Linked DNA regions of Homo sapiens: all the other regions are linked to region 3. Evidence: chromatin loops called from intact Hi-C (ENCODE). Cell type or tissue: mammary epithelial cell. All regions are shown on one strand. Links, peaks and the distances in the headings refer to the core of each region. The heading gives the core; the rest is flanking DNA.

Region 1 (7,607 bases), core at 2,387-4,886, 1.0 Mb after region 3:
GACATAGAGTACAGCTGATGAGACAGTTACCCCAGGAACTAAAGATGCTAACAAGTAACAGTGCTGGGATATGCTAATGCAGCAGGCATACATAAATGTCAACTTGCTGTGATAAGAATAAGTTTGCATCCACACTGTTTTCAAAGAGTAAATTTCTTATCACTCTATTATTTTGCTAACACAAGACATAGATCACCAGGGACATCCTTTCTGACTGGTTTCATGCATATTTTTTACCAGCGGCTTGTGCTCACTGCAGGGAAGCTAGAATGGACGAGTATTACAAGATTTTGTTATTCCTTGACAATTGTTCTGCTCATCCTCCAGCAGAAATTCTCATCAAAAATAATGTTTATGCCATGTACTTTTCCCCAAATGTAACTTCCTTAATTCATCCATGTGACTAGAGTATCTTTAGATAAATGAAGAGTAAATATAAAATCATTCTCTTGAACAGCATGTTAGCAGCAGTGAACAGAGGTATGGGTGTGGAAGATTTTCAAAAGGAATTTAGCATAAAAGATGCCCTATATGCTGTTGCTAATACTTAGAACACAGTGAGTAAGGACACAGTTGTGCATGTCTGGCACAACCTCTGGTGTGCAATTATGTTCAGTGATGATATTAAACAAGATAGTGACTTTGAAGGATTCCGTATGTCAAGTGAGAAAAAAGTGATATATGACCTCTTTATGTATGCAAAAGATATATCTTCAGAGGCAGTCAGTAAGCAGGAAGTGGATATTGAAGTTTTCTACATTGATTATGAGGCTCCAGTTGTTCATTCATTGACTGTTGATGAAATAACCACAATGGTTCTGAATCAAGGTGATCATGAAAATAGTGATGATAAAGATAAGATTGCTAACACTACAGAAAATGTACCTATAGACAACATGGTAAAAATGTATGATGGGCTTATTGAAGTGCTAGAAAGGATGCATTTGCAACAGAACAAGAAATTATGTCAGTTTATAAAATCAAAGAGAGATTTCCAAACAAAAAATATTGTTAATGAGGCAGATGGTTCTGGAGAAAACATTTTAAAAAGCTATCCAGCAGAATGCCTCCTCATCACTAGAAGACCCACTTCCTGGTCCCTGAATCTGATGTTCCTTCTCACCTGAAAACATAAAAGACCATGTACAGTAAATTTTTAATCAAAGTACACTATTGTAGGTAGAGATTGGAAAGCCTGGCATTGTTTGTTGTCGCTATTGTTTAAGAGCTGATACAGGTATTCTGGTGATGCTACGTGCCGCTTATTTACCCTGAACACATTATCTTTTCCCAGTACTAATGACATGTCATATATTTTACTGTTAAGTACTTATGTATAAATAGGGACAAGGAAATGCTGGCTTACTGGTAGCACATAAAATCAGAGTCAGAAATCATGGTGATGCCATACAATCACAGATTGTACACATGAGTGGCTAAGATAGTGACATCTTTGCTTTCTGATGGTTCATTGTACACAAACTTTGTTTCATACACAAAAGTATTTTAAAATATTGTATAAAATTGCATTCAGGCTATGTGTATAAGGTGTATTATAAACAAAAATGAATTTTGTGTTTGGACTTGTGCTGCATCCTTAAGATATTTCATTAAGCATATTCAAATATTTCAAAATCCAAAAAAAAAATTGAAACACTTTTGGTCCCAAGAAATTTCATTAAGAGATACTCAGTTTGTATTCAACTGTGACACATTTAAAACTCATCGAAACTAGTTTTCCAAGCCAAGATATTTGGCCTGGGTTGGGCCCAAACATGATTATTCTTTACACATTGCTCAGGTGATCCTCTTGACAGTTGTGAGTGGAGACTTCTAATCGAACAGTGGCACTGTCAGGAGTGTGATGTGGTTGAAGAAAGCGTCACAGAGTTGAGGACAACTGAACTGAGCTTCAAAGTCTAGAAAGATGCAGAAAGGATGGAAGGAAAGGAGAGTGTTTTTCTTCTGAACAAAGAAACAGATCAGCAACATGTAAAATTTATTCGAAGGGTGAAACCAGCGGGTCTGATCAAAGGAGAATGGTTCAGGAAAGAAATAGAGGCTTTGTAAGTTAGAAAGGAATTATATTTTTTTAAATAGCATTTTGAGATTGTAGCCATGATACTACTGTCTTCAAAAGCCTGTGGTATGAAGTGATTGTAGAGTAACTGTTCTGCTGTTGGAACCTCTGATTTCCATTTTCTTACAATATTTTCACAAAGCCAGGCTCCTACAGATGACGTTCCTCCAGTCCCATGGTGATTTAGGGACTAGGAATAAACACAAGACTTTAGTTTCCTGTCTGGTGGTTTTCATGGGCATGACATTCATTTTGAGATCTAAAAAGAAAAACAAAATAATAGGAGCTATAAATTAAAGTCTCCCAGAAAACCAGCTTGAAATGAGCATACCACTGATAAATATGTCAAGATACAAATATTATTTATTTGCTTCCAAATGAAACAAAGATTACAGAATTTCTTCAGTAATGTCTAAAATTAGAGTAAATTTAATTTGTCTTTGTTATGGGTTTTAGTAATCTAAAGGAGCTTACACAGAATAAAAATAAAGGGGTCATAGAAAATCTCACACTTTGGGCAGCCAAGAAATATTTTCTGTGTGTGTGTGTGTGTGTGTGTGTGTGTATGTATGTGTAAGCTATATATATATATATATATGTAAAGATTTGACATAAAATACCATCTTTATATGATTTAATGCTTTTATAAGCTATGTTCCTAACCTAGAGCCCCTGAATCCTTCAGATTCTTGCAAGGTCATAATGGACAGGGTGAGGATCCTACTCACAAGTTATTTTCAATATTTCAAGAAGTCTATCAAAAATCATATATTTACTCATGATGGAGCTGCAAAGAATAAGTACATTTGAGTCAATTTGCTTGAGGCTGAAATTATATCATTTTACTGTCCAAATAATGAATGTCCTTTGTGTTTTTAAACTAGATAGAAGCTCTGATTAGTTGCTGATGGCATCTCAAATATTTAGCATCATATGGAAATAAACTAAGGAGAGTGTCTTTGGTGGTTAAAAAGTTTGAATAATGGCTGTAAATATTCATATTTGTTTTTAAAATTTTATACAGAAAAGGCTGAATTATAAAAATTACATGTTGAGTCTATTTTTAAATTCAATCCTCTTTGGAAATTTGAAGATGGTTGTGACCATCCAATGACCCTGTCAAATTTGATTGTCTACATACTAAAATTTCTAAAAATGCGGGCTTCTGAGGAATTGTGTGCTTATCATAGAATAATGTTGCCATAGAAAATTAACCATGGAAGATACTAATGGGCACCATAGGGGCCAGAGGAAATATCTACCACAAAACTGTCTTCTGCAGTACTCTTTCATCCATCCACTCATCCATTATGAACATATTTCAGCCACCCCTAGATCATTGGCACTCTGCTCTGCCCCCTGCGGGTACAAAGATGGCAAGACACAATGGCTCTCTGAGTTTGCTGCCCCATTCATTTTGTCCACACAACACATCCTTCAAGTCTTATTGACATGAATTATTGGAGCTTAAGGGTAGTAAGATTGGTTAGAGTAAGACAAGGTCTGAATTCTAAAGGAAATGAAAGACTTGGAAAGCAATTGGAATAGGAACTCATACATGGAGTGAAAAAGGTGGAATTCATTGAAAAGAATGAACCAAGAAATTTCAGATCAACACACCACATCTGTATCTGGCTAGTAGTATTATTGTCACTACTTAAATTTTAGCATCCAACCAGTTTCTTCAAAACTAGTTCTTACGGGGGACAGAATTTATCTAAAATGTGTAGAGAAACTTAGCCAAAAATTATTGGTTAAATAAAAAATGTGTCATTGCAAAGTTTGCTGTGAAAAACAAAGCACTGAAAGTGTGGAGGAGGACAGATGTCTGCAGTGTTAGCTTTGTGCTGTGTGAGTAACTTTGCCCTGCATGGCCTGAGTTGGAGTTTAGTTTAACTGAATGCTGTCTAGAATTACATATACTTTATCCAGTGAAGATAAAAAAGTAGAAATTATTGACTCACTATCACTAGACAAAAACTGGTCACCTGGTAGATATTCAAACAATATAAATTATTACATAGCTGTGAATATATTTAGAAGAATTGTATCAGATTAATTATGTAAATTGTACAAATAGAATTTTCTATTTCTGGCTCCCAAATCTATCCAAAATGTCTTTAGTTTCTTAAACAGTAAAATAATAGTCTGTCTACTAGATTCTACCAAGTCAAGAAACTGGCCTCGTATATTTTAAAAATATTAGTAATAGCATATTAAAAATATTATTTGAAGCATACTTATATCTGAGGTTTCATTCCCTGGGCATTTTAATTAATGGAGTTTTAATTCATATAGATAACTTATGCTTAATATTCCTTGAAAAAAAGGAATTTTTGTAATTGTTGAGGAAAGGCAAAGTAGTTGATAGATATGGAAATTTATATACTAATTGTGTAAGCAGATCTTCAGTAGAGCATTCAATGCACCCCCTATTTGCCAAAGTATGTGGGGAAGTTATCAATTTTAATACTATCGGATATTTAAGAAAACTAGGAACTTTGTTTTAATCCACATCTGTGAGAATCCCCAAAAGGTTCTGTGAATGCTTGCAGTGGTGGACTGTATATTCAGAGATCATCCCAATGTCTCTCCAGCAACTCAGCTGCAGTCCCTTCCACTTTAGGGCTGCAGAATAAAAGAAAAAAAAATTCTCCTGGGATGGGACTTACTGGTACCAAAGCAGACAGACACATGGCCCAGGTTTGTTACTTTGCTGTCTGAGCTTTGACAGTTCCCTGTTATCTTTCACTATGACAATGTGAAGGGCACTTTTGCACTTTGAGCCTTGGGGAAAATTCAGTTGATACAACCTCCCTCTACTACTTTCTAATAGTGATCCACTTGCTAACTCCAACATCCAACAAGTTGAACCAGTGGCAAGAAGTGTAAAGAAGTAAGGCTTACCTAACATCAAATAAAAGAGAAATGTGAACAAACAAACAAATAAAAAACCTTTTTCCATGAAACGAGAAATGAGGAGAACAGACGCTATAAAGCCAGGTGAAGGTCACTCTGCAGTTCTTCCTTATGCTTTAAAAGCTGTGTTTAATTGTTATTCACGATGCACTGTGGGCAGAACAATTAGTTGTATCTATATTAGATCTAAGCTGTAATTATTTGTTACATTAATCATGACTAGAGTGAGAATTTAATTAGTCATGAACATTAAGTGAATTTTTCTGAAGCGGGGGAAGAATGTTTTCTGTTGTTTGATGCATCTGATTAAGAGAGGGCATCGCAGCTAGCTGGTACACTGGAAGAAGCTGAACCCTCAAGCTTTGCTATCTATTGACAAATCTGAATTCAGGTGATCTCACATCTCTGCATTTGTGCTTCCTATCCAAATGGTAACTCTTTGTGCAGGTTCCTCGGCATGTGTAAATAGGCACCATGTATATCAACTGTCACCAGTAATTCAGAAGGGCCATTGGATGTCAATATTACCCAATTCCTGTTTGTTCCTTTTATTTATTCTCTGCCCCTCTTTTCTTAATAACAAAAATGTTACCAGAGAAATTCCAGAAAATAGGGGAGAAATGTCCAGAGAGAAGTCTACATTGAGTTAGATTAGTATTTATCTCTGTGATGTGTTTTGAAAGGAACCGAACGTTTGGTATTCATCTAATCACACACAGCTAATATCCAGTGCCTCAAAGCTCTGCAATGTGTACTCATTTTAAATTAGAAATGTAAAGACTTCTGGGGGGTACTTGGGGGAGGAAACAAAGCATAAATGTGGTGGCTGTGATAGTGTGGGACACAATGTTTGATAATGCAACACATTTAATGAGTCACATACGTAGGGCTGTTATCGCCTCAAACAGCTCTACCCTGCTGATGCAAGTGAAAACTTTTAGACAAACTCAGCGTTCTTTTGCTCATTACACTGACCTGTCAAAAATGACAACTTGGCCCAGTCTGGTTATTCCATGCTGACAAGGTACCATTCAGGCTTTGCGGCAATAATGTCAGCTTTTAAAGGTGCAATGTACTTAAGAAAGCTCATTTCTATGATTTGGCCAAAAAGAGTCATTTTCCTTGTCAGTGGTGAGGAATGCCTTAGTTTCCTTTAAATTAGGAGTCGTTTTCATGGAGATTGTTCCTGGAAAACCTGCAGAAAGGAGAGAAGCTATTTTTTTGAAAGATTTAAAATAGTTTAGCCTACTGAGCAATGGTGTGATTACCCAGTGTGTTGAAGACAGCTAGGGATGCTCAACTCTGCCCAAATCATATTTCAAAACAACCAATAGTGCAACAAATAAAACTTCAATTTGATCATGAACAGTATGCACCATTGCCTGCAAGCAGAGAGCAGTGAGTTGGAAAGCTCTTTCTATGGAGTTTGGGGCCACAATATACAGAATCTGGGGTAAGAAAAAGGGAGCAACATGACAGATGCTATATTCCTGGTCTACAGGCAAATTTCTTAGCTTTGTCCAGAAACAAGCAACAAAAAGAATGTTAGTGTTGGGTTTTACAATAGCCCCAACACAAATGTTAGGAGAACTGTTAATGAGCTGATAAATTGGGACAAAAGACAGGTAAATAGAAATAAACTGATACTTCCTTCTATAATTTTTCCACTAATATATTGTGGTTCAGTCCACTCATATGCCAAGTTCAAATCTGAAATGTCTTCACTCAATTATTTCAACATACTACTTCCACAATTCAATAGATATGTAGATTACATAGATAGATAGATAGAGACATAGACATAGACATAGACAGATAGAGCTGGTTTTATATCAACCATGAAGATACCTAAGATTTTCACCAACACCTGTAGATCCCAATCCAACTGTATTAGCCCTGTGGTTTTTTGCTCCCTGTTTCAAATTCTTTGGTTCTAGGACTAATGACAATCTTTTATCAACTCCTGTGGAAGGCTCCAATAGAAGACTATGGGAGCACAGTTCTTTTTTAAAAAAAAATACACTCTCCATTTTAATATGAGAATCCTTTGGGTGTGCTTTAGACTGTATTTACAATATACTCAGACTCTAGGGTTCTGAGCACTGCCAGCCAACTCTTTCTATGTGATGAAAAGAGGAAAGACCCAAAACAGGATTTGTTTGCCTATGCTTTCTTTCCTTTTTCTTATGTTAAAAAACTAAAATCTACCCAGAATATTCATCACCAAAATACATGAGTCAAAATCTCTACTTGTACACTTCTTAAGATTAAATTTTCTAGATAACTAAAGGTAGATTTTATCTGAAGAATAAGTTGTTATAATTGATTACACCTTTTAAAATTTGGACCTAGCAATCAATTAATTAATACAATTTTATTAAATAGTAGTCTTGGGCTGTAATAAAGAGGGCATTATCCTCAAGTACCTTATAATCAAGTAGGGAAGGCAACACTGAAACACAGGAAAGAGAATAATACAGTATTTAATAAATATGTGTGTGACTAAACATGCTATAGACATCTGAGAGTTAGAGGAGGTTACAAAATCTGGATGTAGATAGTGGTGTTAGTGACTTCCCTGGAAAGACAAGTAGATTTGTATACATGT
Region 2 (7,607 bases), core at 2,097-4,596, 650 kb after region 3:
GAAAGCCTGTCATGGACTCTTCTCTCTCTCTTCAGTTGGCAGCAAACCTCTGGTAATTTGTAGACACTTAGGTGTAGCCTGGTCCATCTTTGCTCCCCTTACAAATTTTACCTAATTGCTTGTACACAGAGAGGCCCTTTCTACATCTTTACTTGCTGTAGGTCTTGTCTCCTGTTTTTTTTTCATGACTTCTTATCTATTTCTTTCTGTCCCTGTCACTGATATATTTTTACCATTTAACTCTCTCCTAAAAAACAAAACAAAACAAACACAGCTCTCACTTGGTGTGAATGCTCACTTTTGCTTCCAGATTCCACCCTCCTCCATCTCTTTCTTGAATCCTGTCATCCCCCAAACACATTCTTCTCTGAAGAGAGCAACTGGGTCCTTCATATGTTGAGTTTCTTTCAAAGGACCCTGCAATCAATAGCTATTTGTTGATTTTTTAAAATTTTGACATTCCTTAGAATTTTGATATGCAAGCTTTATACTAATCATTCAAATTTTTACATTTATTTAAATTTTTTTTTTTTATTTTGAGACTGAGTCTCGCTCTGTCACCCGGGCTGCAAGCTCTACCTCCCGGGTTCATACCATTCTCCTGCCTCAGCTCCCCGAGTAGCTGGGACTATAGGTGCCCACCACCACGCCCAGCTAATTTTTTGTATTTTTAGTAGAGATGGGGTTTCACCGTGTTAGCCAGGATGGTCTCAATCTCTTTGACCTTGTGATCTGCCTGCCTCGGCCTCCAAAGTGCTGGGATTACAGGCGTGAGCCACCGTGCCCGGCCCATTAATCAATTTTTAATTGAGTATCTATGTGTTAAACATTTTCCTAAACAATACATAATTTCCTCAAAAGTCATTGATTCAGGAATAAAGATAAATTAAACTAAAAACTAAACATATAAATAAGACGGAATATTTTGCTAACAATGGGAGTTTGAATTTTTACCACTGTAATCTGAGACCCCAGGATTTTTATCTCTGTTCACATGTGGAAAAAGCTAGAGGAACATTTCTGGTTTGTTGTGAGAGAAAAGAAGGAGTTTTGGAGATGTTAAAATAAGTTTCTCCAGCCTTCACTTCCAAGGGTATGCTAAGGAACGGTAAGATCTATGGATATAGAGCCTCTGGCTAAAACTGTTTCGTACAGTTCATTTTAGGAAAATAAACTTGCCTCTGTCCAGAGACAAGTGAGAAGATGCTGGATGGGGATAATGATGGAGAGAAGTAGTGTTGCAGGACAGAACTTTTCATGACAGAACTCTCTATTTCCATGTCTTACGTAATCCTTATTCACTTACCTGGGGCTGTCATTCCTGCCTCTGTGCCCTCAAGAGCAAAGGCAGCCAGCACAGTGACATTTTAATAATAATACTTTGTACTTATACAGCACCTGTCAGCCAATGATCTCAAAGTACTTTCCCTGAGATTAACTCATTAATCCTCACAAGGTTAAGTGACTTCCCCAAGGTCACAGAAAAGTGAATGTCAGGGGCAGGCGAGAGCTGTGAGTTTCCTGGCTCTCATCAAACTCTCAAGGTTGTCTACCTGCCTGCCTACCACAAGGCCACTTCCGACATAACCCAGACTCACAAAGCCACCATGAGTTTGTAAATCCACACTTCTGTGTTCCATGTAAATCCTTTTGCTTCATCAGTCTAGTGGTCAGACATCTCTGTTTAGAAAGTACCCAATCCACAGCTGGAAACATAAGTTTCTGGGAGGGGCAGGGATGGCTGAAATATACCACCTTATAGAATGTACAACCTTGCTCACTTTGCACAAACCAGTCCGAACGCGTGATGCTGGGTTTTCCTGTTGAGGATGTCTGAGAAGTTAGACCCCATGCCTTCCTCAGTTGTCCTCCCCTGACCCAATCCCCACTTCTGGTCAGGGATATCTGGCCTTTTCCAACCATAAGTTTTACCTACTTTTATTTATGCATTTTTTTCTCTCTAGTTAAATGTTGGTCAGTTGGGGAGCTTTAACTTTTTTTTTTTTTTTTTTGATATGGAGTCTCGCTCTGTTGCCCAGGCTGGAGTGCAGTGACATGATCTTGGCTCACTGCAAGCTCCGCCTCCCAGGTTCACGCCATTCTCCTGCCTCAGCCTCCCAAGTAGCTGGGACTACAGGTGCCCACCACCATGACCGGCTATTTTTTTTATATTTTAGTAGAGACAGGGTTTCACCATGTGTTAGCCAGGATGGTCTGGATCTCCTGACCTTGTGATCCACCCACCTCGGCCTGCCAAAGTGTTGGGATTACAGGCGTGAGCCACCGCGTCCAGCCTAACTTCATATTAAATAGTGATTTGTCATCCAGCAGTCAGCGACTTCTCAGAAAGAGGCTCTAAGACTACATGGCCTCAAGGAATCTGCATGTGTTGGGGGAAGATGGATTCAGGTCTGAACTGATCATGGGAATGAAGGCAGATTGTAAACAGAACTTGGGGTAGGACACGGCTATTTGCCATTTTATCAAAAGGAGGCCTGCAGATCAATTATACTAATTTTATCTGGAGTTTACAGCTCGCTCCCTTTTCACGAGCTGCTAATCTGCTTATTTCTCTCCATTCCCTCTCTGAACAGAAAATGAGGGTAATATCTTAAGGAAAGCAACTGGATGTTGCCCACACCTCTGCTCTATTTTCTCTGAGTTCTTACATTAGAGAGGCAACAAGAAGTGAAATGCCTAGGCTGCATATGTGCTGGGCTCAGTTCACCCCTATCTACACACTCCTCTGTCACAAGTTTAAACAAAGAAGCAGTTGACCACCATTTGCCAAGATGGTAGCTATGGCTACCCCAGGATAAGGAAGGCTTGAATGAAGGATCAAGACAGCATTTAGATGTGGTGGCAGTGAAGGGCTTTGGTGTTGATGGAAGGGTCCCACCTGATTCCATGGTGAAGGCAGAGTTCATGTTTCTGTCGCTGCAGGGGTTTGAAAGGAACCTGAAATCCAATCTGGTTGTTGAAGGCTTGGGGTCTTCAAACAATGCCAGCAAGCAATGCATTATAGTATTGTATTGAAGAAGTGTCTCATGGCCACAGGGAAGAACCCTACTTTTCATTTCCTGTAACCCCTGTCCTCACATCTTCTCATATAGGATTGGCAGGTAGGTGGAGCACTGTAAATGTCTAATTAACTGCCCTGTTACTTTAAAGGAGAAGGTCTAGAAACAATGCACCCCGCAACAAAAACTGTCTAACTCATTATGGACACAAAACATGAACTTCAGGCAGTCCTTAGGCCGGTGGAAGAGAGATTGAAGAGGCTAGTGAAACCAGGAAGCCCATATCAGATCTCAGGATGCACCATGCAGACATTTTCTCTCCTCTTCTCCCACTAAGACTGCAGCTTCCATTGAGGCCACGAAGCTGTCACCGAAGTGTACAACTGCCTCATTACCAGAGAGAGGAGCTGCACACTGGGAACCTCATTGGCCCCCTGGGGCATAGAGACCCAGGATCACAGCATGGCAATGCACCCCCTGCTGGCTTTTATTGTATGCTAATGTAATGGGCCATCAGTCTGAAGGCTGTCTGAGCATAGAAACAGGATTTCTTTTTGTCTAGTTGGAACAGTCATTTGAAATTCTAGCAAGCAGAAATGAGTGTGAGTGTTACAGGAAGGAAGGAAGGAGGAAGACATAAAGTAGAAAGGGAAGATGAATGAAAATGGGTGAAATAAAAGATTTTATGAGGGAAAATGAGAGAAATTCAGAGAGCTTTCTGCTTTAATGAAGTGTAACTTAAACAAAAATGCGGGGTAACGGACCAGCGTATACTTCTCATTGCAGAACACCAAAAAATAGCCACGAGGCCAAGGTTGCACACAGCAGGGAAGCCCAAGGTCATCCAGCTTCTAAAGAATGAGAAATCCAGCACTGGCACATCTCCTGAGTGTGTTTCCTTGGGGAAGAGTTGCCACTTACTGTGCTCTTTTCCTTCTTTACAGAAATGACATAATTCTCCTAATGTAATGCAAAAGGTTTCCATGCTGCCTTTGAAATGCCTTTCTCTCACACAGGCATCTATTTCCTGGAGTGACTTTGCAGACACTATTATCAAGTAGGTGGAAAGAAAGGAAATAGGAAGAGAGGGAAAAGGAGAAGGAGGAAGGAAAAAAGGTTAGAAAAAAGGGAAGAAAGTGAGGAAGAAAGTGTCCACGAAAAGAGTCAAACTAAAATATTTGAAGAGTTTTATTCTGAGCCAAATATGAGTGACCATGGCCCATGACACAGCACTCAGGAGGCCCTGAGAACATGTGCCCAAGATGGTCAGGGTAGAGCTTGGTTTTATATATTTTACAGAGGCATGAGACATGCCTCCTAAATACATTTAATAAATAACACTGATTTTTTTCAGAAAGGTGGGACAACTCAAAGGAGGTAGGGAGAGCTTCCAGGCTATAGGTAAATTTAAACATTTTCTGATTGACAATTGGTCGAGTTTGTCTAAAGACCTGGGATGGAGAGAAAGGAAATGTTCAGGCTAAGATAAAAGACTGTGGAGACCCAGGTTCTTTTGAAATCTTATAGTGGCTGCTCTTAGAGATAATAGATAACAAGTGTTTCTGATTCAGACCTTTAAAATGTGCTAGACTCTTACTTAATCTCTTCAGGATTGGGAGGGCCTGGAAGAAAAAACTAGCTATGTTAAGAGATTCTTTACAGATGTACATGCCCCTCCCCACAAAGGACAGCTTTGCAGGACCATTTCAAAATATGGCAAAGAAACATGCTTTTGGGGTAAAATAATTTGACTTTCTTCTTTGTCACATAATGTTATGCCAGAGTCAGACTGGAAAGTAAGTGATGATATATAGGGTTAAACAAAACCCATCTGATGAGAATTTATGGTTTGTAGGGCGTGACTCCAAAGACCCCTTACATAGGAATTTGGGCAAGATTAAAAAAAAAAAAAAAATCAGAGCTTAGTCCTCAAAAGGGAGGAGGAAAGCGTTCAGCCTAACTAATTGTGAACCACATGCTAGATGTGGTGCCCATTTTACTTGTGGCAATTTTACTTAGACTTCTACCTCATGCTCAGATTGTTCCCAAGCAGGGCCCTACAGAGAGAGTTACATAAACTCACCCAGGGAAGAAGCTCTACAGCCTCAGTTCATCATTTCTTTCTCTCTGGTCTTCCCCAAGCTTCCAGTCTGTGAGGTGCACAGCCGGGTGCACCTGTACCCCAATCATTAGGATCCTTTTCCTCTTTCAGCTGAGTATGGGACCATTAAAACAGAAAGCAAGGCTGCATGACCTCCTGCTTTTGCATATTTCATATGTGACATGTTGCAGACTTGAGCACATATCAGGTTTTCAATACACATCTGGATTAGTCATTTCCTTTGATAATACAAATTTTTTAACAAATAAAATTATTCCAAGGAATATGTAAGTTTTAGACGTATCAAAAAGTGTCCCATGGCATCCTCTTTGTTGTGATAGAAAAGTATACAGCACCATTGGGTCTTTTTCCATGCTGACACTCCTCTCTGTGATGTATTGAAGCCATTTGGTATTAACAAACTAAATTGAAAAACTAGTGAGTCTGCCTTTCCGGGCCCAATCCAGCATGCTGTCCATGTGAGGCTTAAATGGAAAAATACTGTAAAAAGACTTATTTTAATTTGATGTCAGGAACAGAGCCAAAAGATGGCCTGGCACAGCACAGCAGGCAGGAGGAGCTATCATCAGGACTCCTTCTCTCTTGATCAAAAACTCAAGCACATTCTTTGACTTTATGTTGTCATTTGCTGTATTAAAGATTCAATTCTTTTTAAGCACTCACCGGGACCATCCTCCATGGGGCATGGTTACAGGAAGGCAGTATTTAAAGGAGTTAGTGAGGCTGATTGAGAACAGCTCTGGGGCCTACGTTCTGCCACCAGTTTGGCTATATGATAGTGGACGAATATCAGACTGTCACCCCTTGTCTGTGCCTTGGTTTCTGTCTGTGAAGCAAGGAGTTGAACTAGGTGAAATCTAGTAACTTCCAGCCTTCACCTCCCTGCTTAATCTACTAGCTCCACACCAAAAATTCAGCAGAAACTTCAAACCCTGAATACTTCTATGTGCTTCCTACATTAGCACCCATGGTTCCTCTGACTTTCTTAAAGATACCTGGTCTTACACAAGATTTTAATCCTAATGTCCAACAAGGTCAAAAAGATTTAGCTTCTGAAATGAAAAGATTAATGTTTCCATGGATGGGAGAGAAACCAGAGGGAAATTGTTGCTGGAACGTGAGAATTCTATCTTGTAGGGTTTTTTTTTTTCCCCACAGCAAATAAGGTTTATGGATTGCAATGAGGAGTCTGTCGCATTAAAATAAGTCTTTTTACAGTATTTTCCCATTTAAGCCTCACATGGACAGCATGCTGGATTGGGCCCGGAAAGGCAGACTCACTAGTTTTTCAATTTAGTTTGTTAATAGCCTGCCTTTCATAAAAGCATCAGGCACAATCACACCAATCCCTAAATCAATAGGATGATGCAGCAATGCCTCACAGGAATGATATTTTTGAAATAAATATATACCATTCAGCCAGGCCCGTTTGACATCAAATTTATATACTCAATAAGAAAGCACAATTAATGGTCCCGAACTGTGTTTTCCTTCACCTATTTCACATTTCAAGAAGCACAGGATTTCTTAAGAAAAAAAATAATAAGGAAAGAAAAAGAGAAAAAAACATTCCATTCATAAATGGGATGAAAAAGCAATGCTAGCTTGTTGGTGCCTCCCCAGAACCTGTTTATCTTGCCTCCAACCTCATTTCTCTCTTCATCCTGGTCTTTGCTCTGATGTTACTCTTTACAGAGGAATTCCCTGACATTCCATGCAAAACAGCACCCCATTTCCTCCATGTCCATTTGCCCTGTTCCTCATAGCACTGCATTATATTATCTTTGTTTATGTCACCTCCTTCTCAACAAATATAAGCTCCATGGGAATAGGGTCTGTGCTATTTTGTTCAACACTATATCCCCAACACCCAGAAAAGTGTCTAATTTCTGAGAAGTGTCCAAAATAATTTCTTGAAAGGATGAGTGAACTGATAAATGAATATCTACTCCACTTCCTCTTCAAGATATATTGATCATGAAGCTGTGTGATCACGTTCATATAATAAAAAAGTAATAGAGGACATACATGTCTTCTACTTACTCACTAAATCAATCATTCAATCAATCAGTAAATACTTAGTTTTAAAAATGTGTCCCCCTACTCTGTGTGTGTGTGTGTGTGTGTGTGTGTGTGTGAGAGAGAGAGAGAGAGAGAGAGAGAGACAGAGAGAGAGACAGAAAGAGCATGATCAAGGGTATATTGGAAGAGTACTCCATGTTACTATAAATAATGTAAGATAAAAATAAAACTATGGTAATCGGGGAATATTACCAGGCTAACCTCTACCCTTCCTGTGTCTCCACCTGCTAGGGCAAATTTATTGTTGCCTTTATAGGTTTTCTATTTTTCTACCTTCTAACTGAGTCGTCCATCTATGCCAGTCTAGTGTATAGTGAAAGCGAAGAAAATTTTTTTTAATGATCCTATGAGTTATTAGTGGAAAACCCTATTACAGTCTTTGA
Region 3 (7,607 bases), core at 1,679-4,178:
TTGCACTAGGATAGACGTGAGTGCCAGGGTCTGAGGCAGGCCAGGGTGTGTAGCCACCTGACATGAAGGCCAGTATGAGGCGTTGGCTCTCACTCCAGGTGGGTGAGGAGCCTTGGAGGCTGTCAGCAGAGGGCAGGAGTGGTTGGATGTTAGTTCCATATTGACTGGGAAGCTATAAGGTTTACTGGCAGATTGGATGGGGGCTGCGAGAGAAAAGGAGGGTTAAACATGACTCCACAGTCTGAGCAACCGGAAGACGGAGTTGCCTCTATGGAAGTGCCAGGAGACTGCTGGAAAATAATATTTGAGTAGAAATGAAAGAGTTTGGTTGTTCGTTACCTTTGATGCATGTTACCTTTGATGCGTGTTACTTTTGATGTTCTTATTTGACATTTGAGTGAAGGTGTCATATTTAGTTAGAAGCAGGAGTCTTCAGGAGATATCCATCTATCTATCTATTTTACTATCTATCAATCTATCTATCTGGTATTAGAAGCCCTCAGAGCAGGGTGAGATCTCTGAGAGAGTGAGTACAGAGAAGAGAGCAAGGACTGAGCGCTGGGCCCTGCAAAGTTTACAGATTAGAAGGACCAGCCCCAGAAAATAAGGCTGAGAAGAAACAGGCAGAGAGGTGGGAAGGAGGCAAGTGGCATGATGTCCTAAGCCAAGTGAGAAAAATATTTCCAGGATCTACCACAACCTGTACAGGATGTTTTGGGACAGCGACTTGGAGCAGCATTTGGTGGGAGAGGACGGAAGCTGTGAGACGTCAGCTCTGAGCCCTGAGTCCAGGGCTGGTCCTGTGGAGACAGGGGTTGCTATGTCATGAGCAGTGTGTGTGTGAGTATGAGGTGTGGGAGGAAAGGTAGTAAGAAGCTGAGAAAATGCCTCAAGCTGACCTCTCCCAAGGGAGTTGGAGCCATGAGTACCTGGGCACCCTGAGGTGAACACTCCTTGCTCTGTGGGTCTCTAGTATCTAACAATAAGACCCCACCTGCACCTATTGATACACCTCAGGGTGAGAGGCAAAGAAACATCACTGGGAAACTACAGACACGCAATCAGGACTTTTCTCTAATGTAAAGAGAACTTAGGGTCAGGATTCAGGGATCAAATCTAGCTTCCTTGTTTGGCCTCTCTGAGTCTTTGTCCCTTTGCCTCTAAAACTGAGTATTTCCTTGCCTTATCTGAGCTTATGTAAGGGCTAAATGGGACATGCTATACCAAAAACAATTTATGGAGACCCAGTTCACTATAAGAGTACAATGCATTCATCTTCTTCATCTTTGTAACTTTCGCTACTCCTTTCTGTTTAAATTGAAACAGATCTGGAGGCTTGTTTTCTAGAGGAACAACAATGAAAAAAACAAGCAACAGGGAAAGTAGTCTTTGGTTAGTGAGTATTCAGGAAATTTCGGGGCAAAACAAGGAAGGTGATTGGAACCCTAATAAGATCGCTTCCAGCATAAGGATGACAGTGATGGCAGAGAGGAGACTTCATACTTGGACATAGCTTTGTGAGCTCCTAAAGAAGCCCAGCTCATAGTCTGCCCTTCCAGATAGCCTGCTGAAGGAACAGTGAAGTTTGGAGCTGAAACAGCTTCCTGAGCAGAAATCTAGTTCATTTCCCCATGCTCAGGAGAGTGGCTTAGAAGCCACCATCTCTGCCTTTTTTTCCTGTTGCTGTCTGTGGCTGACTGTGGCAGGTGGGAAGCTCTGGGAGCTCCAGCTCTGTCCTCTGTCCTTGCAGACACCCAGGGTGGGTGACCACAGCCTATGAAGTAAGCCAGTCCTTAATCCATGGAGCACATGCCCAGATACAGGGACATGGTGCCATAATGGACACTCCAAAATGCCTACTCCCCATGGTTGGACCATGTCCAGATGACGTTTTTTTTTTTTGTTGTTGTTTGTTTGTTTGTTTGTTTTTGAGACAGAGTTTCACTTTTGTCACCCAGGATGGAGTGCAATGGCACGATCTCGGCTCACTGCAACCTCCATCTCCCGGGTACAAGCGATTCTCCTGCCTCAGCCTCCCGGGTAGCTGGGATTACAGGCACGTGCCACCACGCTGGCTAATTTTTGTATTTTTAGTAGAGATGGGGTTTCACCATGTTGGCCAGGCTGGTGTCGAACTCCTGACTTCAGGTGATCTGCCTGCCTCAGCCTCCCAAAGTGCTGGGATTACAGGCATTGAATCACCGCGCACGGCCGAGGTGACTTGTTTTTGATTAAAGGATGCTGCCCGGTCCTCTGCGATGAGCCCACCCTCCAATCCTCATAGTCTCCACTTGACATCAGCAGGGTCACGAAGGACTCAGATGACCAAGAGGGGGCTCTTCCTTGAGAAGATGCAAGTAGAGGTATCACCTGCCTAAAGGTCCTGCCCAGGGATAGATGCTTGCAGGGTCAGGGGACAGGGCAGGGGCGTTTCATTGTGGGAAGAGGGGAAGAGGGTGTGGTGGGGGGCATGGCCTCTGGAGTTGGGGCAGCCTACCACCTGAATGGTCCGAAGGTCAGGCTTGTAGCAACGGGGTTCCTGGGGTGGGAGGAGGGTGGGGGCTGAGTTTGGTTTTTACTGACGTCCACTTTAGCCTGTGCCAGTCTTGCCCATGGCAGAGCCCCTGTTCATGCCCTAAGTTTAGACATTTTCCAGAGCCAGCCTCAGGGCAGTGTTTCCCATGAGCACAGAGTTCTGGTTGAGCCTTCAGCTCCTTCAAGCTGAAGGACTGCTGAGAGCCTGCAGTGAGCTCCCTCAGGGCTAGCATTTTAACCACTTTTAGTGCTTAATTCTGCACAGCCTCTTATATTATCGCATGGGTCAAACTCCTCTCTTCAAGCTGCAGAAGCAACAGGTGTGTCTCCCACCCCCTCCCCCAGCCCTTCCCTTTCCCCTACTGCCCTGCTCCAAGAAGAGCCTGGCCCAGGGGTCAGGAAGCACCAAAGGTGTTTCAGTGGTGATGCTCCACAGTGACAGTTCGGGCACCAGCAACCAAGTGACGGTGGTGGGGAGGTGCATTCCAGGCCCCGTAGCCTCAAAAGTCAGCTCGCGTGGCCACCTCCCTTCTGCACCTGAGGCCTTGCGGCTGGCGCTGTGTCTGCTCAGGGGCCTAAATAAAGCCGAAAAAGGAAGGAGATGCTGTTCGCCTTCCCAGATGGGACCACCAGGGGGCAGTGGAGCACACTCGCAGGCTGCAGGCTGCCGGCCGCCTCAGGACTAGGAAAAGGCGTCGGGAGCTGCTGTGGCAGGGGAAACAGGCGACCCTAGGGTCAGAAATCATCTTCAGAGCACCGGGTCTCCTCTCAGAGAATGGCAGGACTGTGCATTGGCTTCAAACCAGCCAGCTTTTATCGTCACTCAGAAGCTGCCCAACCCTAACAACCCCATCATCATTTTGTTCCGAATCATCACCCTTATTTTACTGGCATGAAGAGCCCAGAGAGGTTGAGTAACTGCACTGAAGCCACACAGCCATGAAAGTGGTCGAGCACTGGATTTTCACAGTGGGATTTTTTAACGCCAAGGATCTTCCTCATTGCTTTACAACGGTTAGTCCAGTTCTCACCTGGGAAGAAGATGCCCTGGCCCCCTTCACACCATTATCAGAATCTCTTGGAGGAGGGAAGGGTCTTTCCTGAATCTCAGGTTTTAACAAGCTTCCCAGGTGATTCTGGCACGCATGTGGAATGGGAATCCTGCACTTGTAGCAACACCTGACCTGAACTCTATTGTAAAGGAAGCGTATTTTTCCCTTAGTCTCCTTCCCACCCACTCCCCACTCATGCTGAGCTTCCAGTCCCCCACACCCAGTCCCCAGCCCCAGCCCCAGCCCCAGCCCATGATGTCAACCGTGCACCTCTGAAATCTCCCTCCCGCCAAGGACTTGTCTGCATCCCACCTGGCTTCCCGTCCTCGCCCTCTGACAGACACTGACACTGAGCTGCCCTTTACCGCCATACCTTCCAAAGTGACAACAAGTTAATCTGATTAAAAAAATCAATTCTGGTGGGATTAAGATAGAAAGTTGCCCCAACAACCAGCCAATCCCAGGTATCATGGGAATTTAAAACCGGACTTTCTGGACATAAAATCACAGTCTGAGCTTTTAATCCAGAAATGCTACAACGAGGGTGGGAATTTCAGGAAGAAGGGGGAGAAGCATTTGGAAAGATGGAGATCCTTGACTTTGGGGTCAGGGATTGAGGGGTGTTTTATCTATACTGTGAAGGTGACAAATGCCAGCTTCAGGTTTTTGTTTTATTGAAAGGAACATGTATTGGTTTTTCCATTATAGAGACAATAGATATGCATGCAAAATATCCAAGCAATATAGAAAATTGTAAAGGGAAATGAAAAGCGCAATGATTCCTACCACCTAGCTGAGTTAAGATGTCAGATAACATCTGTTCTGACACCACTCTATAAGTATGATGAACAATTGCTAAACTTTATTGAGCACCTACTATGTGTCAGACATAGTGCCGTGTGCTTCTCATAAACTCTGCCCTCTAATTCTCACATGTCCCATAGGAAGGAGGAGATGGAGATTTTATAAATAAGGAAACTAGAACTAGAGAAGTTGAATAGCTTGTCCAGAGTGAAATACTATGTGATAGAGCAGGAATCCAATTCAGGTTCCTCTCACTCAGAACCGAAGTTCTTACTCAGCTTCTGATACTGGCTATGTATGCAGACACAAACACAACTTGAAGACATACACACAGAATGCATGCACATACACCACCCCACAAAGCTCTCACATGCACCCTCAGACACACAGAACTCGCATACATACACCACCCCGCAGAGTTCACACATGCACCCACAGACGCACACACAGAACTCACACACACCACCCCGCAGAGTTCACACATGCACCCCGCAGACACATAGAACTCACACACACCACTCCGCAGAGTTCACACATGCACCCCACAGACACACAGAACTCACACACATACGCCACCCCACAGAGTTCATACATGCACCCCACAGACACACACACAGAACTCACAAACATACACCACCCCACAGAGTTCACACATGCACCCCCAGACACACACAACTCACACACATACACCACCCCACAGAGTTCACACACGCACCCCACAGACACACACACAGAACTCACACAGACATACACTGCCCCACAGAGCTCACACACTCACCCCACAGACACACACACAGAGCTCACACACACACACCACCCCACAGAACTCACACATTCATATGCTGCCCCATAGAGCTCACACATGCACCAAACAGACATACACAGAGCTCACACACACATACACCACCCCACAGGGATCACATACTCCACCACACAGAACTCACACATATACCCCACAGACACACACACACAACACAGAGCTCACACATGCACCCCACAGACACACACACACACACCACCCCACAGGGCTCACACATGTACCCCACAGACACACACACACATACACCACCCACAGAGCTCACACACATACCCCACAACCACACACAGAACTCACACATACACTACCCACAGAGCTCACACATGCACCCCACAGACACACGCAGAACTCACACACACACCACCCCACAGAGCTCACACATGCACTCCACAGACACACACAGCTCACACACACATACACTGCTCTGCAGAGCTCATATATGCACCCCACAGACACACACACAGAACTCACATGTAAATACATCCCTCCACAGAACTCACAATGCACCCTATAGACACACATACACACACACACAGAACTCCCACATAAATACACCACTACACAGAACTCACACACAAATATACCACACATGCACATAGAACTCACATGAAAATACATTCCCCCAGACAGAACTCGCAGTGCACCCTGTAGAGACACACACACATATACACATACACATACACAGAACTCCCATATAAATATACCACACATGCAGAACTTATAAATATACCACACATGCACCTAGAACACACATGCAAATATACCACACATACACAGAACTCATATGCATACATTGCAGACAGACAACCCACAGACACTCACAGAATGCACACACATACAGTACACACATGTACTTCACACACATTACCACTGACACACAGATCTCTTGCACACACATTGACGGTATACACACAAAGCACACACATACAGTACACACATGTACTTCACACACATTACCACTGACACACAGATCTCTTGCACACACATTGACGGTATACACACAAAGCTCACACATATGCACACACTGCCGACAAAGACAGAGAACCCACATGGACACACAAACCTCATAGATTTACACACAGGACTCACATTACATATGTACACACTAGACAGCGCGCACCCACAACCATACAGACACATACACACATAAAGGCTGTCTTAGTTCATTTTCTGTTGCTACACAGAAATTTATGAAGAGGAGAAGTTTATTAAACTCATGGTTCTGGAGAATGGGAAATCTAACAGCATGGCATCGGCGTCTGTGGAGGGCCTTTGTGCTGTATTATAACATGGTGGAAGGTATGACATAGCAAGAATGAGGGAGCGTGCATGCATGCGTGTCCACTGAGGCCTCTTTCTCTTCTTATAAAACCCCCAGTTCCATCATGGGGTCTCCACTCTGATGATTTGTCTAATCTTAATTACTTCCCAAAGGCCCCACCTCCAATCAACATGTTAATTTTGGGATTAAGTTCCCAACACGTGAAATTAAGGAGACATATTCAAAGCATAGCAGAAAAATAGACCCACACATACATGCATGGGCTCTCTTGAATCTGATTTTTTCTTTTGATTCAATATGTACATAGAAGTTTTATTTTTTAAAAGCTTGCATAGGCCTGTGCAGTGGTTCACACCTGTAATCCCAGTGCTTTGGGTTGAGGAGAGAGAATTGCTTGAATGCAGGAGTCTGAGACAAGCCTGGGAAACAGAAATACTCTGTCTCTACAAAAAAATGAAAAAATAAAATTAGCCAGGCATGGTGGTGCATGCCTGTACTCTCAGTTACTCAGGGGGCAGACGTGGGAGGATTGCTTGAGCCCAGAAGTTTGAGGCTGCAGTGAGCCGTGATTGCACCACTGCACTCCAGCCTGGTGACAGAGCGAGACCCTGTCTTTAAAAAAAAAAAAAAAAGAAATAGAAAGCTTGTGTAGTATTCAATTGTGTAGATCAATCACATTGTAGCTAATCAAATCCTACTGGTGGTAATATGAGTTTATTTAAAATATTTGAATTAAAATAACAAAAAAGGAAAGCTATTGGTTTTTCATGATGTACCAGGCTACATGTATTACGTAACTTAATCTTTACATCAACTCTGCAAGCAGAAACCGAAGTTCAGAGAATTTTAGAGCTTCTAAGTGCCAGAGCCAGGAACCAGAACTAGGAAATCTGTCTCCAGACTTACCCTCAATATGGGTTGGCTTTCAATGAACATCCCTATAGATATATGTTGCTGTGGGAAAAGCTCCTTCAAGAGGAATTCCAAGTTCAGGCGTATATACATTCTCTACTTTATACTCATTGCTGACCTGGCCTTTAGAGAAATGGACCAATGAGTGCATTTCTTATTTTCCTTCATTTTTGCCAGGACTGGGTATTTTTATCTTTGCTATTTG

Evidence for each region. Hi-C counts contacts between places; a loop is a spot of excess contacts. Peaks named below come from ENCODE experiments on the same cell type or tissue, not always from the same donor. Only the 100,000 strongest peaks of a DNase experiment are listed, where the experiment ranks them.
Region 1: a loop joins it to region 3, with 12 times the contacts of the local background. A loop is called at or near these places in 2 of 110 quality-filtered maps.
Region 2: it touches region 3 in a loop (4-fold over the local background); 3 of 110 quality-filtered maps call a loop at or near these places.

Annotation. Positions count from the first base shown.
Region 1 is chr18:38,787,055-38,794,661 of GRCh38, forward strand. The region is part of intron 1 of LOC105372077 (a long non-coding RNA gene); the gene reads left to right. Among named protein-coding and RNA genes, the nearest start is that of MIR924, 830 kb to the right of the region's middle. In mammary epithelial cell, for the core only: a CTCF peak has its summit at 3,437 (motif pointing left); no DNase peak of the experiment used is centred there.
Region 2 is chr18:38,423,967-38,431,573 of GRCh38, forward strand. No RefSeq gene overlaps it. Among named protein-coding and RNA genes, the nearest start is that of MIR4318, 770 kb to the left of the region's middle. RefSeq lists an enhancer at 3,212-3,769. In mammary epithelial cell, for the core only: a CTCF peak has its summit at 3,512 (motif pointing left); no DNase peak of the experiment used is centred there.
Region 3 is chr18:37,775,539-37,783,145 of GRCh38, forward strand. No RefSeq gene overlaps it. Among named protein-coding and RNA genes, the nearest start is that of MIR4318, 120 kb to the left of the region's middle. In mammary epithelial cell, for the core only: a CTCF peak has its summit at 3,163 (motif pointing right); no DNase peak of the experiment used is centred there.